Linked DNA regions of Homo sapiens: regions 1, 2, 3, 5 and 6 are each linked to region 4. The links are chromatin contacts, found by Hi-C or POLR2A ChIA-PET in ENCODE. All regions are on one chromosome and are shown on one strand. Each heading gives the region's core, a stretch centred on a gene start or an enhancer-like site at or near the end of the contact. The rest is flanking DNA. Distances are from core to core; before and after follow the strand shown. Region 1 holds the start of MYL6 (myosin light chain 6). Region 2 holds the start of LRIG3 (leucine rich repeats and immunoglobulin like domains 3). Region 3 holds the start of SLC16A7 (solute carrier family 16 member 7). Region 4 holds the start of CTDSP2 (CTD small phosphatase 2). Region 5 holds the start of RPL41 (ribosomal protein L41). Region 6 overlaps LRIG3-DT (LRIG3 divergent transcript).

Region 1 (2,700 bases), core at 181-2,680, 1.7 Mb before region 4:
GTAGTCCCAGCTACTTCGAAGGCCGATGTGAATCACTGGAGCCCAGGAGGTGGAAGTTGCAGTGAGCCATGATGATGTCACTGCACTCCAGCCTGGGTGACAGAGGGAGACCCTATCTCAAAAAAAAAAAAAAAAAATTACAATTGTTATGTTTATATTGTTGTTTACAAAAATATATGGAAAAAGCCAGGCGCGGTGGCTCACGCCTGTAATCCTAGCACTTTGGGAGGCCGAGGCAGGTGTATGACCTGAGGTCAAGAGTTTGAGAGCAGCCTGCCCAACATGGCGAAACCTCGTCTCTACCAAAAATACAAAAAATTAGCCGGGCGCCTGTAATCCCAGCTACTCGGGAGGGTGAGGCAGGAGAATCGCGTGAACACGGGAGGCGGAGGTTGCAGTGAGCCGAGATCGCTCCGCTCCACTGCACTCCAGCCTGAGCGACAGGAGCGAAACTCCGTCTCAAAAAAAAAAAGGAAAAGCGTGGCCTGGGTGAGTGAAGGAGGGAAAGGAGGGCCTCAGACGTTGTGTCTGGGATTCAGGAGAGAAGATGACTGAGGAGGAGGTGGAGACCGTTCTGGCAGGACACGAGGACAGCAACGGCTGCATCAACTACGAGGGTGAGGGGACAAAAAAGCGGGAGCGGGGCCGAGGGAGGAGGGCAGCCTGGCGTCTTGCCGCGTGTGGGCGGGGGCACCCCTGGATTACCTAGAGTCAGATGTATTATCCAAAGGCCTGCTTCTGAAGCCCCTCTTGCCTCCTCTCTCTGCAGCCTTCTTGAAACACATCCTAAGCGTCTGAGTGCTGCAGGTAGGGCCCTCCCACCCCTTCGCCGCGCCTTACGAGGCAAGTCTCCCGCCCTTCTCTCAGCCAACATAGAAAAGCAGCGGAGTTCATTCTGCTGTCCGGTTGCTGCACGGGCTCCAGCGCTTCGCAACTTTGGTTTTTTTCCACAGATCCAGTGGGGTCCGGACACTGGGCCCCGCAGGCGAAAGCACGTTCCAGCCACCAGGAGGCCACCTATTGTTTCAAAATAAAGACTGGGTTCCTCTCTTGGTTTCAGACTGCTATTTTTTTCATGGTTGGGGGAGCAGCGGGAGACGGGGAGGGTGCTAGGAGGAGAGGGCGGGAAAAGAGGGCTCTCTCCTCTTCCAATCCTCTGATCTTCCTGCTGTTGGGAGGTGCAGATTCATTGTGCCCCAGCCCACGTCCCCCCACGACCCCCGCCCCCCCACCTCCCCCCACGACCCCCCCCACCTCCGAGCGGGTTCTGTGCCCAGGTGGCGCTGGAGAAAGGAACAGCGGACCCCGCCCAAGTCATTACTAATGTAGCAATCGTCTGCATAAACCCAGGCCACGGTTCCTATTGGCTGAGTCCTCTGAGGGTGACGTCATCGGGACGTACTAAGACTAGGGTTGGGCCGAGAGTCGGAGCCATTACTGCAGGAAAAGGTCCCGGAGAGCTGAGCAGTCAAGATGGTGGGGCCCAGGTCTTGGGAGACGGGCAGGATTGGGGACGAGAGGCAGGAAGAGACGGGTGGGGGGCGAGGAGAAGGCAGGGGTAGGAGGCAAAGGGAATCTGAGGACCCGAAAGGTTGGAGGTGGGGTTGGAAAGACTGGGGCCCTGCGGGGAAGCGAGTCTGCAGCCTGAAACAGGAGTTTGTGGGTCAGAGTTTGTGGGTCAGAGTTTGTGGGGCTGGGATAGAAACTCGGGGGATTGGCGTTCAGATGCTGACCACTTCCCTCTTCTCTGAGCAGTGTGACTTCACCGAAGACCAGACCGCAGGTAGGTTATCTCTGATCCCTACCGAGGTCACCCTTAGGGAGAGGGACACCCTCCCCCCAGCACCTATCCTCTAATCTTAATCTGTCATCTCTTTAGCACCCCCATGAGATTACCCCCTGGATTATTTTCTCTTCTTCTGGATCCTCCATTTTCTTTTCTCACTTTCTTCCTCCCTCCCCTTCCACTCTAGATCTGATCCCAAGCACTGGGTGAGTTTTAGGTGGTGTGGGTATGTGAAAAAACTTGGTCACTTAATGCCTGCTGTGTGTGGGGTCTCGGGAGGGTGTATAAAGCTGCCTGCTTTCCTTTGTCCTTTAATCAGCTACTTCTGCCTCTTTTCTCCTCTTGTGATAACTGTCCCCGCCCTCCCAGCTTGCAGTTGTGAAGATTGTAGAGCAGTGACCTGATATTCTGTGCAGATGGGGACAAGACAGGGGAGTTTGCTAAGGATATGACTGTAGCTATACCCTCTGGAAGTTCTCTTTATACTGGAGGGGTGCGAAGTGGCAGGTTGGGATGACCCTAGTCCCAGGCTGCTGCTCCCACTTCCTTATAAGGACAGGACTGAGACTGGGCGGTGGCGAATTCCTGCCCTGAGAAGTGTAGTAGCAGCAGTGGAGATTGGCAGGCCTGCCGCAGGCAGAGGGGTTGTGTAAATGGATGTTACCAGGCTGCCAGAAGGGGAGGAAGCCTCTATATAGAACACTTGAGTTGGGAGGAAGAGAAATAGAGCCCTCTTAAGTAGACTTTGGTGTACAGTTTGGTGCAGATATCTCGTTTCCTCAGCATGATCAAAGTTGAATGGGCAGCAGAGCTCTGAGGTAGGGTTTGGATTAACCCTCAAATCCTGTGTTGACATTCATCTGAATCCTCAGAGTTCAAGGAGGCCTTCCAGCTGTTTGACCGAACAGGTGATG
Region 2 (2,700 bases), core at 181-2,680, 1.1 Mb after region 4:
AACAGAACAACTACTTTAAAAAATACAAATTTTGATTGTTTACTTTTTACAGCACTCCAATTTTAAAACTGGGACTGAGGAAGAAAAGAGATGACATTTGGAAAAGATCAGCATTTCCAACTAAATTACATTTTCTTCCTTGTTCTTCACGCAGTTGGCAGTGATTTCAGGTTTTCAGACTTCGCAGCTAAAAATCCAAAAACTTGCATAAGAGCTCCCTGCGCTCTCCCCTAAACCGTCTGGGCGTTCTGAGGAGCTACAGAAATCACGCCCTTGATTCTGGATAATCGAGTTCCGCCCTTTCCATAGCTACCGACCAGTCTTTACAATCTGGTTGAGGAGTGGGAACTTACGGTCTGCTAATGTGAAAAAGCAAGCAGAGGGAGAACAACAGAAGTACGTCCACCATAACTTGGAGAATGACCGAATTCTGTTGAGGGGGCTTCCCAAATGAAAAGCCTGACTTCAGTTACTGGGTGGGAACAGGAAAAGGAGTCTGACGCAGCTAGAAACTAAAACTGAACCAGACTCATAACTCAGCGAGAACTGCAAACTCCTGATGTGTGCAGGTTGCCGCTTATCTCCCCTGGGCCTGGCAGGAGCAAGCATTTGAACCCCTTGGCTAGCTTAGGGCGCAGGACTTCATCCCCAATCTCTGGCGTCGTTACTGGCCCCCAACCCTGGTCTACCTGCAGCCAGTTAGGACGCGCCAAGAGCCCACCTGCGCCGCCCGCAAAGCACGTGGGAGGGAAACTGAGGCCCGGACAGTTCTTTTTCCACGCCCACGGAGCGCCGATCGCGGCCTGGGCCAGAAGGAGCTATACGGCAAAAAGGGGACTGCACGCCGAACCCCATTCCCCGCCGGCTCCTGTTTTCTCGAATCTCCAGCGGCCCGGGCCCCCTCCCCCCGCGGGAAGAATACTTACAGCCGAGCGACCCAGGACGGGAGTGGCTCGGGAAGACGCGCTAGCCGCTTACGACTGCAGTCCAGCAGGTCCCCGAGGCAGCGGCAGGTAGTGGGGCATGGGCGCTCGGCGGCTACCCCAGAGGGCTGCCCGAGTTCCCCGCGACCGCCGCTGTCTGACCGGCCAGCGCGCCCCAGCACCGCGCACAGCAGCAGCCCCAACCCCGCGGCGCGCGCACGGAGGCTCGGCGCGCTCATCGCGGTCCAGCGGCCTAGGTCTCTACCCGAAGCTCCCAGCCGGCGCGCGCTCGGGGCCCGGCACAAACTTCCAGCCGAGGGTGCACGCCCGCCCTCGCGGTCGCGTGCGCGCTCCTCCCTCGCGCTGCCCGGTCAATTCCTTCTTTTACTCCCGGCGGCGAAGCCCTTTCATGCCCCCAAACAGCAGGAGGGAAACCGAAAAGAACTGCCAACTGCAACAGAGTTGCAGCTTGAGCAGCGTCGGCTCGCCGAAGCCCCTTCTTGTCTGCAAAAGAAACTTTTTCGCCTCCACCCCGCGGCACTGCGCCAAGTCCCCGCGCGGCGGAGTAGCAAGGCGGGCGGGTAGAGGCCGACGCGCGCCCATTGGCCGACTCGGCTGCGGGCGTCCCCGTGGCCACGTGACAATAACACCGCTCCAGCCGGGGGCCTACGCGCGGGAGAAAGTGGAGCTGAGATTGTAGGAAATTCAGAGTTATATTTTCCAGCCTCTCCAGCCAGAAGTCTCCACTACGTCGTGGGAAACATATATCAAATGGAGTTGAAAGGCAAAAGGAAGTGAGCAAATACTGGGCTAGTTCTCGGAGTTGGAGGTATTTAGGAGAACTTCAGGGAAGTAAAGTTTAATTAGCAGTGTTTTCAGGAAACTTTTCAATTCCAAATTAAAGACACTGATAAATTATCCTACCATCCACAGATGAAAGAGTGGTTTCAATGAAAACAGCTCTTTCAACGTTAATGCTGGTGGGTGTTCCCCCATACATCGGCTTCAAAAGTAAAAACAATAATAAAACGTAAAACTCGTGGTTTTGGAAAGTGTATATTGAATTACAAATAGCCAGCCTTCGTGCACTGGATAAAGCTGGGCGGGGTGGGGGATGGGAGATGACCTTCTAATAGACCTCGATGGCAATCATAGATTCCTGGTAATAGTAATAATAAAAGTAGTCACAGTGACATTTCAAAGTAAAATGAAAACTAAGACCTTGGAGGAAAAAATTAGTATATGCACCTTGGTCCACTTGCGCTTTGAGTAATGACACATGTTGATTGAGAATGCTACCAGGGTAAAAGTACCTCCCGGCCTCCTCAGCTGGGGGAGTGGATGTTTGGGGCTGGATTCAGGCTACAGGACTTCCCAGTGAAGTTTGTTCCTTAACTTACAGGTGATCAGCGCCACAAGATGTTGAAACTAATGGAGACCGCAGAGATCATGTGCTAAGGGGCCTTCCTCCTCTGGGTAAGGAAATAGACCTAGAGAACGTAACTAATGTGTTTGTTGCAAAAAAAATAAAAATAAAAGCAAGACAGAAAACATGAACAAACCAAAAAACAAACCCTGGAAGCTTAAAGTAAGTTTTCACTTCTATACATTGTTTATTGCATGCTGTCTGCCCAAGCTTGTCTGTCCTTGGAGTTGCGTAAACTGCTCATGATTGAGGAGTGGAGATAGCTTGTGGAGTTGAGACTTTAACCCTGACTCTAAGGCCCATTGATTTTTCACTGTAGCAAATCACTCCCACTTACGGGGGAAGGAAAAG
Region 3 (2,700 bases), core at 100-2,599, 1.7 Mb after region 4:
CTTTTTTTAATTAAATGAAGTGTTTATAGTCACTGCTAGACATTTCATCATTATCAAAGGCCTATTATGTCTTATACAAATGTCTATTTAAGCATTTTTAGCTTAAAAATATAAAATCCTTTCTGTAATTTTCTGCCTTTTTTTCATTTTCAAATATCATTCTTTCAATAAAATTATCTTCCAGTAATTTTGATGTTATTAATCACGATTATTTTTTCATCTTGTATTATGCCTACCAGCCACTTCATGTATATTATTTCACTTAAATCTTATGAAATCAACACGATTGATATTACTTTTATTTCATAGCTACAGAAATTGAAATTCAAATTTCGTCCATTACAACAGACTAGCTGTGGCAAAGACAATGTGAATTTACCCAAATGACTTAACTCTTTTTATAAATTCGTAAAATGTGAAGAATCATAGAACACACCTTAAAATGATTGTGAAATCAAGGAGGAGAAAGCTAGCTAAACTGGTAGACAAACTGCAATAGGACTTGTCAAGCCAAAACCTACAATTATTCTTTTGGATAGTTTCTTTTTCTCTAAAGTGGCAATTTAACTTAAAGATATTAAAGAAACCCAATCTATGGGGTTACTTAAATGTTCTCTTCCAGCCCTTCCTCTTTCCAGTTTTACCAAGAAGCACATTTTAGACAGGGGAAGAGACCAAACCAATGACAGCAGAATTACCATTATCTCTAGCACTATTCGTTGTCAAATAACTAAATGCTGGTTTGAAGAACTAAGTAATTTGAGAAATTAAAAATGAAAGGAATTATAAATGATTTGAAAAAAAATCCTTCTTATTTTTAATGTTTTTTGGTGCTGTTTTCTATGTCCTTCCTCCTATGGTGTCAATTATATTTTTTTCCGTGAAGTGATTTGGTTGGTGAGTCTAATCTCCAACAGTGCCCTACCTCTTTCTCCCAAAAAGGCCTCAGTTGAAAAATGGCTCAACACTTTCCCTGCAAGCTCACAATGAGGATCTCCTATTCTCCCTGCATTCGGCCAGACTCTTCTTTTTTTGCATGCTTTCCTCTCCCATGCTTGGGTTGCACAGAGCTACCGCACATCTGTCTTCTAGGTCAGGCTACAGAGTACTTCGGATACAGCAAGTTACGACCCATCTGGAAAGACAGATCTACCTGCCTTTTGGCTTTCTTCCTTGGTCAAAACTAAAATCCGAAGTGGAGTGCCCCGAGCGATAGAGAAAGTGCCTATAGCTTTGACAGCCGCTTGGAGCATGCTCAGTCGGTCTCCAGGCACCGGGAGGCGGCTCCCCCCCACCACCCCCCGGGCCGGCCTCCACCGCAGCCTGTCCGGCCCCCACCCCTGGCGCGCGCTCCTCCGCACCCACAAGGGCGTTCAGCAGCCGCGCCTCCCCTTCCCGCCACCGCCTCCTTCTCCGCTGGCTGTGGCGGGCGAGGACACGTCAGGGGCCATAAATAAATAAATAATTCCATTCACCCGTTGACAGCGAGGCGAATCGGCTGCGGTTTGCTGGGAACGGAGGGCTGCAGCGCCCACCCTGCGCCAGAGACCAGATAAAGTAAGTACAGCTGGGGAGGGAGGGGAGAGGAGGAGGAGGAGGAGGAGGTGCCGGCTAAGAGGAGGGCGAGCCTGCGTCTGCGACCCGAGCTGCCCGCGGAGCCGCACGCGTGTGTGCAAATAATGGCCAGCCTGTGACAAACGTGCCAACGCAGAGTTGGCCAGCGAGCCCTTATATAGACAAAAAAATCCCGAAGCGGCCGCGGGAGCAGAGCTCGCGTCAGCCAGTGCGCGCCGACAGCTGCCCGGGAACTGAGGGGGCGCGCGGGGTCCTGGGCAAGGAGCGCCTCGCGTGCTTTCGGCCAGGAGGTGCTCACGCTCTCGGCTTTTACACCGAGACTCAGCGTGGCGCGGTGCACCCCAGTCTCCCTGGCTCACGGGACTCCGAGGGCTGCTTCCAGTGCGGCGTGTCTCTAGTGCGCGCCCCGCCAGCATCCGGCCCCCGAGCCCCCTAGGGTGGCGTGGCTTCATTGCCGCAGAAGGTGGAGGCGGGGGTGGAGTGTGTGGAGAGAACGTCTTCTCTTTGAGCAGATGATCAGGACAGGAAGAGGCTGTGAGGGGAAGACGAAATACCGGGGGATGGGGGGGTTGTCTTTCTTCATTTTTGGTCCCCAGGAAGGATGGCAGGGGTGGAAGCAGATGGAAAACTATATGCGGGCGAGGCCTGAGCCCAGGCAGAAAGGGACCTCTGACTTGGCAAGGGTTCAGGAGGGCCTGAGCCTTCTGGTCTTGCTGGGCCACTGCACCACATTGGGGGCGCCAGGCCCGGTCAGGTGGCGCCACAGGCTGCGAGCCCGCTCACGTGCGAACTGCCTGTTTTCTCAGCGGATGCTGCATCGCGGCGCCCTTCTCCACCCCCTTTTCTCCTCTACTTCCGCGAAAAGGATTGCAGACTGCCTTGGAAAGGGCGGTCGTGCCCAGTGCCACTTTCCCGGTAGGGCTGAGGAGGGACTTCTGTAGTTCCAATTCCAGGGAAATTAAAATTTTACACACACACACACACACACACACACACACACACACACACACACACACGAGACATAGAAGAGGAAACGAGGAGTGGTTTCTCTACAATTGTTTTTTGATTTCCTTTCCTGTATTATTTCGTGTCCTCCTTCCCTCTTGGGTCCCAAAGGAGATGCGG
Region 4 (2,700 bases), core at 48-2,547:
CGCCTCACCCCCGCGAGGGCCTGCGGGCCCCCTCGCGCCTCCACCTGACGCTCTGGAAGGCGGGGGCCGCCAGCCGCTGCCCACAGAGAACTCGCACTTTTTCGCTGCGCGATTCAGAACCACGCCGGGTCTGATGCCATCCGGCGAATTATGTAACCAGGGACACCGCTCCCGGGCTAAACAAACGCGGCTCTGTGTGTGCAGCGCCGGCCCCGGGGGAGCGCACCGGGCAGGGAGGGGCTCTGGCCGGGCCTCAGGGTCGGGCTTGTTTGCTCAGCGAAACTGGTCAGAGGCAGCCGGGAGGGAGCCCGACGCCGCCAAGGTCCCGGGGCCTGCGCTGAGCCGGGAACCCGCCACGTCTGGTGCGCCAGGGCCCGGGCCCCTCCCCCACCGCGACCGCCCCCGCCTCCAAGAGGTGAACTTGGTCCCAAGTCCCGCCGGACGCCGTCACCGCCAGCTAGCTGCCCGAACGACCTCGGGCTTGGGGGGGCCTGCAAGTGCTGGACTCCAGTCTCGGTTCCGTTCCACCTGGGGCTCCCTCTGTCACCTTCCTAACCCCTCCCCGCGATCCCGGGGCAGCCGCGCGCGGCGGTGAAGGAAAGTGACGACCCCACCCCCAACTCCGGAGGCGGTGGACGCGGAGTGGCCCAGTGCTTCGAGAGCTACCCCTCCGTCTCTCAGCCCCGAGGGGGAGGGGTTGCGGGACAGGGTGACAGCTGCGCCGAAGACGCCCTTTCCGCTCGGGCGCCGGGATCCCCGTGCAACCCCCACGGAGGTCTGAGTGCCAGCCGGGATGCGGGGGCGGATGGACCGGAGGGGTCCAGTCGGGATCGCTGGCTCTAAGCCCTGGAGGTCAAGGGCCGAGACCTGGGTTCGGGGCTGTGCTAGCCCCCTCCGCGCCCGGGGGCGACGCAAAGTTTTGGGAAGTTGCTGCCCCTACCTTGCTTGGTGAGCACCAGGGCGTCTTCCCTCCGCGCCTGGGTGATGATGGAGCCGTGTTCCATCTAACAATCCCGCGGGCCCGGGCTGGCTGGGCGGGAGGACGGGCGGGCGCGCGGGCTGGGCTGGGCTGGGGGGCCTGGGCGGGGGCCCGCTCCGGCTCCCGAGACTCCGACTTCCACAGCTGTTCACATCCCCCCTCTCGTTTCCTCCCCGGACCGGGAAGGGAGGCGGCCTGTACAAAGGGCGGGCGGCCCGGGCAGCGGCTCCCCCGGGTGCCCCCGGCCCCGATCCCCCAGCGGCAGCTCCGGGCTCCTCAGTTTGGGTCCAACATGGAGAATCCGGAGCGAAAACAAGAGGAGGAAATGGGACACGGGGCGGTTTCCAGGCTCCCCCCTCCCCTCCGTACTCCAGATAAACAACCCGCGGCTGCAGCGCCCACCCCCGCGCGCCTCCCGGCTCTCGACTCGGCCTCTTCACGGCCAGCTGGAGCTTCCCGCTGGGGGCTGCGTCCTAGGCCCTGGGACCCTCCATCTGTGAGCGGCCGGGGCTGCGGACAGTCGGGAGCTTTGCTATTTTGTTACGGAAAAAGCGAATCCTCAAGGGGGGTGGGGTGGCGGGCGGGCAGGCTGGCGGGGGAGACTTGAAACCGTTCCGGTGCTCCGATTGGCTCTCTTGGAGAAAAGGGGCGTGGCCCCTCCTTACTATGCGGTGAGAGGACCTAACAACATTCCAGGCGCCACGGCCACGCCCCCGGGCCACTCCCCCCGCGCCAGACTGCGGCCTCCCAGTCTCCTCGGCCACACCCCCTTCCCAACTATTTAAAAGGCCGCTCCGAAGCTCACGTTCTGGTGCTCTGTGCTGGGGTGTTCTTTTCTCGGAGGGCGCACTCGGGGAAGGTGGAAAGGTTTCCCCCTTCAGGGGTGACCAAGACAAGCCGCTAAGCCTAACCTGACTCCAGCAGGGGATGGGGCGGATCGGAAGTTACCTTACCCCCCTGCTTAGCCCTAGAATCAAGGACGTACCAAGTCACATAAAAGTACAACCGTCGAGGCCAGGCGCGGTGGCTCACGCCTGTAATCCCAGCACTTTGGAAGGCCGAGGTGGGTGGATCACGAGGTCAGGAGTTCAAGACCAGCCTGGCCAAGATGGTGAAACCCCGTCTCTACTAAAAATACAAAAAAATTAGCCGGGCGTGGTGGCGGGCGCCTGTAATCCCAGCTACTCGGGAGGCTGAGGCAAAGACTTGCTTGAACCCGGGAGGCGGAGATTGCAGGTAGCCGAGATCGCGCCACTGCACTCCAGCCTGGGCGACAGAGCGAGACTCTGTCTCAAAAAAAAAAAAAAAAAAGTACAACCTTCGAATCCCGAAAGGGGTGTGTGCGTGTGGGCGGACCTAGGACTCCAGAGTATAAGAGCTGGAACTGACCTCGGGACTGTGTCCCCCAAAACACTGAAAATGAGACCTGAGGTGCTGGGCTTTCCTCACACCCACCGACTTACTCCCATTTAGGCGGCCCCGACTCCGCCCCTCCTCCCTACCTCCCTCATCCTACCCCTCTCTTTTTGCCCCCACAGTCCCAGCTTCCTTTAGATGGATGGAGGTCTCTCGGAGGAGCTTCAGCTTTGTGGACTCAGGCTGCCTTCCCCACTTGCTCTTTAGGCCTCGGGGCACGCTCCGCTGGCTACAGCTCCTGGAGTCTCTGCTCAAGGTTGTGGGTGCTTTTGTTCCCCAGCGGTGGTAGCTCCAGAAAGGCTGGT
Region 5 (2,700 bases), core at 167-2,666, 1.7 Mb before region 4:
GTAACAATCACATACAAAATGTTACAGTATTTTAAAACTGTAAGATGAAGTCTCTATAGGGAAAGGGTTCTTTTTCATCCCCCATTAACTCAAAAGTTTCCTGTAGCCAAATCTTAGGGGATCTGGTTGTTTTCCAGTGCTTCTCACCTGAGCATACAATCAAACTGGGAAGTTCTTTATCTTAACACCAAATGTCATACTTTCCCTAGATTTAGGTAATTTTCTCCCTATGTCCGTTGGTTCGCTCTTCACCCCTAGAGAATCACTGCATAGGTCACTGCAGCCTCGACTTCCTGGGCTCGAGATTCCCCCACCTCAGCCTCCCAAAGCGCTGGGATTACAGGCATGAGCCACCGTGCCCAGCCCGCTGACGTATTTTCTGAACAAATGATGCATTGTAGCCAGGAATCTCTAGTGATATTTTGCTTCGGGCATCGTGGGGGAAGACCATAATCAGCTATTTTATTCTTGAAATTTAGGAAAAATAATTGCTCTATCTTAAACAGTGAGAAAATATTTTTTGAAGTATGGCAGCTTTCCCGAATCCCCACTTTATATCTTCCTATGTTCTGAAATCTTAGGACCTTCGATGGTTCCGGAATCGAATCACCCTGCAGCAATTTATTTTAGAAAATAAGGCAAACCGGCTGGGCGCGGTGGTTCATGCTTGTAATCCCAGCACTTTGAGAGGCCGAGGCGGGCGGATCGCTTGAGCTCAGGAGTTCGAGACCAGCCTGGGCAACACAGCGAAACCTCGTCTCTACTAAAAATACAAAAATTAGCCAAGTGGCGCGCGCCTGTTGTCCCAGCTGCTCGGGAAGCTGAGGCGGGAGAATCGCTTGTATTCAGGAGGCGGAAATTGCGGTGAGCCGAGATCGCGTCACTGCACTCCAGCCTGGGTGACACAGTGAGATCCTGTCTCAAAAAAGAAAAAAAGAAAGAAAGAAAGAAAAGAAAGAAAGAAAGAAAGAAAGAAAGAAAGAAAGAAAGAAAGAAAGAAAGAAAGAAAGAAAAGAAGGCAAACCAGTAAAACAAGAATTTCTGTACAGTCCGCGCCTATCCATAGCAAAATGGAGGACTTCTCCAGGGAACTGCAACTCCCAAGAAGCAATGCGAGGGAAGGTGGCGGTCACTATTTTTTCCCCGTCTGCACCTCTAGGTCCAATATTGGAAATAGGTGCTGACGTTTAAATAACACAGCGTCCTCATACTAAATCTGGGGGGGAACTGGTAACTCGAAAACCAAATACTCGGTCTTCCGAAAGAACTAACTCAACCTACCCTTCTACAAGAGGGTCCGAAAACCACTGTTACGCCCATTGGGTAGCCCCGCCCTTGGGGGGGGCAAAGGGCGTGAAAGCGGAAGTGACGACACCCGGCGCTCCATTAAATAGCCGTAGACGGAACTTCGCCTTTCTCTCGGCCTTAGCGCCATTTTTTTGGGTGAGTGTTTTTTGGTTCCTGCGTTGGGATTCCGTGTACAATCCATAGACATCTGACCTCGGCACTTAGCATCATCACAGCAAACTAACTGTAGCCTTTCTCTCTTTCCCTGTAGAAACCTCTGCGCCATGAGAGCCAAGGTGAGCGGTTCCTGGTAGTAAGCTTGGGAGGTAGGAGTTGGCGAGTAGTAGCGAGGAGACGAAGGCAAGTCCGCCATACCTCCTGAACTACTGGGTTTCAAGGGTGCCCAAGAGCTGGTGGGAGAGAGAAGGTAGTTTGTGAGAGAGCTAGCGGTTAAGTGCTATGGGTAGAGAGGGTGGGCTTAGAAAAGGGTGGAATTCTGATCTTATGTTGGGAGGGTGTCCAAGTTACTGATGTAGTTGTTACGACCAATCTTTCATACTTCTTGGTTAAGAATCTGTCCGGTTCTAAAGAGTGCATTTCATATCCTTGCTAAGCCTACTAATAAGCTTCATCCCTTTTTTTTTTTTTTTTTTTTAATTATCTGCTGCTTGTGATCGGTTGCTAGTGGAGGAAGAAGCGAATGCGCAGGTACGTTGAGACTTTGCCAGCCCAGGAGGAGGGAAGTTCCTTGGACAAAACTTAGGAGAAACATTTGGTTTGGAAATCTTAAAAGATCTTTAGGAGAAAAACGTTTGAGTGTTTTCTCCCTGGAGCCAGGATTTAACAGAACAGAGAACGATAGAACCGTAGTGCTTGTTCATTTTACCACCTCATTCTTTATGTGGACGTTTGATTTAATGTGGGAGGGAAAGGCAACTCTGGTTTGAGGTGTATTCCATTCCTGTGTCTGCTTTTCAGGCTGAAGCGCAAAAGAAGAAAGATGAGGCAGAGGTCCAAGTAAACCGCTAGCTTGTTGCACCGTGGAGGCCACAGGAGCAGAAACATGGAATGCCAGACGCTGGGGATGCTGGTACAAGTTGTGGGACTGCATGCTACTGTCTAGAGCTTGTCTCAATGGATCTAGAACTTCATCGCCCTCTGATCGCCGATCACCTCTGAGACCCACCTTGCTCATAAACAAAATGCCCATGTTGGTCCTCTGCCCTGGACCTGTGACATTCTGGACTATTTCTGTGTTTATTTGTGGCCGAGTGTAACAACCATATAATAAATCACCTCTTCCGCTGTTTTAGCTGAAGAATTAAATCATCTTGTCTATTATGTTTTTTATGGTTCCATCGGGTGGGGGTTTTCTGTCATTAGAGTTTGCCCTGTCACTACCTGTGCTATGGA
Region 6 (2,700 bases), core at 23-2,522, 1.2 Mb after region 4:
GCGTTCTTTCATTTGTAAGAGAAAAAGTTCTTATTCACACAGACTTAAGGAGATCATCTCCCTTTTAACTACAGTGTTTTGTAAACTTAAGTTTCATTATATCTTTGCAGTCATAAAGAAATATATTTTTGAGCAAACAGATATTCAATGAATTTTTAAAAAATAAATTGAATTGTTGAGCCTATGTAATTCAGGATAAAAATAGGTGTATCTGGGATCTTGAACATATATTTCAAATGACTTTTATAGTTTCTTGGTGATTGACTACTTTGATCATGATCTAAAATAATTTAAAGCCAATGTTTCATTGGCTTAGATATTTTTCTTAACCAGCTGACTTCTTCTAAACCTTGTTTGGAAAGTCAACACTCTAGAGGACTGATGCAAATTAAAGTGTTTTCCTGGGCACAGAGATAAGTGTCTTCCTGAAATCACAAGCAAAACACAAGATAGAATTGTTGAGGGTTGAGTAGGATGTAAAGGGAATTTCCAGTCATTGCCTCTGCAAAATAATATAGGGTCAGAAAGTTCAAAGGGGCTCTGGGAAGGAAAGAACAGAATGGCCCCCTCAATCAGAATTATATCCATTTTATGTTAAAACCACCGAACTACTTTCAATCTGGTACATATGTATTATACATATACCTACTGCAGCTTACATGCAAATGTGTTCATATACTTAGAACCACATGCAATGATCCCCTCTGCAATTATTCACAAATTAATCCTCCAAAAAGAAAGCAAGCTCTCTTAAATCTCTCCCATGTGCCAGGAAGTATGCTAAATGCTTTATACATTATCTCATAATTCTCTCAACAGAGATATGAGACAGATCTCTCCCATTTTATAGATGGTGAAATTGAGATTTAGAGTTTAAATAACTTGCTCAAAGTCTCACACCTACGAAGCAGTTTAAGTCATTCTGGCTTAAATACTCAACTTTAATCACTGTGCTATGTTGCCCCTCCCAGGTGTAATCTGTTTTAAAGATAAAAATACAGAGATATTGCCTGCCCAACAAAAGAGGTTGTAAAGTTTAGTATTCTTGGAACGAGGCAGAAGGAGTGGGTATATGATACATGGGAAAAAATCAAGTTATAAACATTTAGGAGGCTAATACTGGGGGAAAAAAGACGAAGACACATATTCCCTTCCTAGAAGTGATAAATCCTATTTACTGAGACTTAGTTTATTTTATGTAAATTCTATGTTTAACGTGAACTCATAGTTTCACAGCTCAAACCTGTTTGGCTGCTAACATCCTCCTTAGAGCTCTGCCAGCCAGAAAGTAAGCCAAACAGCAAAGCAATGCATGCTACAGCCTGCCAGATGCAGCTGCTGAAATCTAGCAGCAGATTTAGTGTTTCCTGTAGAGGCCTCCTAAAAACAAAAGTTCCCAGCTTGTTTGTATGTGACCAGCTTATGTTTCCATGATGCCTTGGACCATGGCTTTTTAGGGGTCATTTCATTTCATAAACCTTGTTCTGACTCTATAGGGAGTCCACTGCGTTCACACAGCCATGCTCATGGATATAATGAAATTTGATTTTTAAGTGGAAAATACATTGTTTATTATTAGCTTACAAACCAGACTTTTCCAAATCATGCAAAAGATTAGGGCAGTGTTTGATGCAACGTTCATCCATTTACTGAGGTGATGGAGACAAGGTCATGCTTGCTGATGAGATGAAACTTTAAATGCCTTGAAAATGTGGGAGGTCTTTGTGAGACTAAGCAAGGAATTCCATATAGCACAACACACACAGTGTTAGCTAGCTGCCCACATCTGTGTGTGGCTCAAGCAGAAATAGTGATGGAGTCTCTTAGAGCTAGGGATTGGTTCCCAACGGCCTCAACCCAAAGAGTTATACAAGCTTTGGGGAATAGTTTTAGTGTAATTGCACATGTGGTTCTTTTTTGTGACGTCAATCTAAGAGCCGATTCAACATTACTGAACCTTAGATTTTTGTCTCAAACACTTCTTTAAAAGTTTAGAAGATGCAATATTTCCTTATATCTAGCTTAATGTATTTGTTACATAAGCTTCTATAGAATGAGGTTATGAGAAAACATACTTGATATTTTTACCTAGCAAGTGTTTTAATAATTTGAGGCATTATACTTTATTTTTGTTAACACTTACTGAAAGCTGTCTGTATATTAGACATATAATATATATTTAGTCTCCATGTAAGGTTTAGTGCATTTTATTCCTTTGCTCCCTTTGTTGCTGTCTCCCTTTACTAGAATGTAAGCACTACAAGGGGAAGTTGTTTTGTCTGTTTTATCCAGTGATAAATCCTAAGCACCTCCAATCATGATTGGCTCAGTTAGGTTTTTAATAAATACGTTTTGTACAAATGAACAGGGAGTATACTCAGGGTTTTATAGACATATCCCTTTGAATCTTCATATCAACCCATATAAGCATGTTATGTTTTCATTCCTATTCACTGATAAGGAAAATGAGGCTTTGAGAATTTAAATAACAATTTCTCAAGTCCATATAGCAGATAAATAATCAGCCTGAATTCAATTATTGAACTCTTTCTCCGAACTCCATGTTTCTGATTTCTGGTATACGTTCTCCTCTTAAGCAATTGTGTGTAAAATCTGAGTTGTATGGCTAAAATGTCAGGCTCTCTTCTGGATAAAGAAAGTCCCAGAGGGGAGGAGAAGGGTTGTCATGGTCTCTAGAAC

What was found. A loop is a pair of places that touch in the nucleus more often than their neighbours do. ChIA-PET counts read pairs that join two places held with the same protein, here RNA polymerase II (POLR2A). Pooled maps may share reads with other maps.
Region 1: a loop to region 4 is called in a pooled map, with 4 times the contacts of the local background. The contact joins the promoter of MYL6 here to the promoter of CTDSP2 in region 4. A Hi-C loop is called at or near these places in 1 of 168 maps with a recorded cell type or tissue (naive thymus-derived CD4-positive, alpha-beta T cell) and 2 of 50 pooled maps. POLR2A ChIA-PET finds 5 or more read pairs at or near these places in 1 of 52 experiments (activated CD4-positive, alpha-beta T cell).
Region 2: a map with no recorded cell type shows a loop between it and region 4 (9-fold over the local background). The contact joins the promoter of LRIG3 here to the promoter of CTDSP2 in region 4. A Hi-C loop is called at or near these places in 3 of 37 single-sample maps with no recorded cell type and 6 of 50 pooled maps.
Region 3: a loop to region 4 is called in a pooled map, with 30 times the contacts of the local background. The contact joins the promoter of SLC16A7 here to the promoter of CTDSP2 in region 4. A Hi-C loop is called at or near these places in 3 of 37 single-sample maps with no recorded cell type and 15 of 50 pooled maps.
Region 5: a map of gastrocnemius medialis shows a loop between it and region 4 (6-fold over the local background). The contact joins the promoter of RPL41 here to the promoter of CTDSP2 in region 4. A Hi-C loop is called at or near these places in 1 of 168 maps with a recorded cell type or tissue (gastrocnemius medialis) and 8 of 50 pooled maps. POLR2A ChIA-PET finds 5 or more read pairs at or near these places in 1 of 52 experiments (activated T-cell).
Region 6: POLR2A ChIA-PET joins it to region 4 with 12 read pairs in BJ. The contact joins the enhancer-like site here to the promoter of CTDSP2 in region 4. POLR2A ChIA-PET finds 5 or more read pairs at or near these places in 2 of 52 experiments (AG04450 and BJ).

The regions. Positions count from the first base shown.
Region 1 is chr12:56,156,929-56,159,628 of GRCh38, forward strand. It overlaps MYL6 (myosin light chain 6), which reads left to right and starts at 1,431. Exons shown (of 7, transcript NM_021019.5): 1 at 1,431-1,476; 2 at 1,756-1,783; 3 at 2,659-2,700. The coding sequence starts at 1,474. MYL6B (myosin light chain 6B) reads left to right here. Exons shown (of 8, transcript NM_002475.5): 6 at 540-617; 7 at 770-807; 8 at 954-1,054. The coding sequence ends at 798. It overlaps MYL6B-AS1 (MYL6B antisense RNA 1), which reads right to left and starts at 1,297. Exons shown (of 3, transcript NR_186043.1): 1 at 1,255-1,297; 2 at 706-1,017. RefSeq lists enhancers at 430-539, 2,550-2,619, 2,660-2,700 and silencers at 1,160-1,329, 1,700-1,879.
Region 2 is chr12:58,919,074-58,921,773 of GRCh38, forward strand. LRIG3 (leucine rich repeats and immunoglobulin like domains 3) reads right to left here and starts at 1,431. Exons shown (of 19, transcript NM_153377.5): 1 at 927-1,431. The coding sequence starts at 1,162. It overlaps LRIG3-DT (LRIG3 divergent transcript), which reads left to right and starts at 1,631. Exons shown (of 6, transcript NR_183518.1): 1 at 1,631-1,717; 2 at 2,326-2,399. RefSeq lists an enhancer at 328-597 and silencers at 978-1,057, 1,478-1,587, 2,206-2,315.
Region 3 is chr12:59,594,680-59,597,379 of GRCh38, forward strand. It overlaps SLC16A7 (solute carrier family 16 member 7), which reads left to right and starts at 1,350. Exons shown (of 6, transcript NM_001270623.2): 1 at 1,350-1,557. RefSeq lists a silencer at 1,279-1,348 and enhancers at 1,819-1,958, 2,009-2,158.
Region 4 is chr12:57,845,432-57,848,131 of GRCh38, forward strand. CTDSP2 (CTD small phosphatase 2) reads right to left here and starts at 1,298. Exons shown (of 8, transcript NM_005730.4): 1 at 941-1,298. The coding sequence starts at 1,004. RefSeq lists silencers at 120-419, 1,010-1,439, 1,450-1,529, 1,600-1,779.
Region 5 is chr12:56,115,217-56,117,916 of GRCh38, forward strand. RPL41 (ribosomal protein L41) reads left to right here and starts at 1,417. Exons shown (of 3, transcript NM_001035267.2): 1 at 1,417-1,583; 2 at 1,973-1,995; 3 at 2,266-2,700. The coding sequence starts at 1,572. The coding sequence ends at 2,308. RefSeq lists an enhancer at 1,009-1,058.
Region 6 is chr12:59,076,384-59,079,083 of GRCh38, forward strand. The region is part of intron 3 of LRIG3-DT (LRIG3 divergent transcript); the gene reads left to right. Among named protein-coding and RNA genes, the nearest start is that of LRIG3-DT, 160 kb to the left of the region's middle. Within about 2 kb of position 1,273, at least 8 of the 41 ENCODE cell types and tissues checked have a DNase peak (open chromatin) inside an H3K27ac peak, as active enhancers do.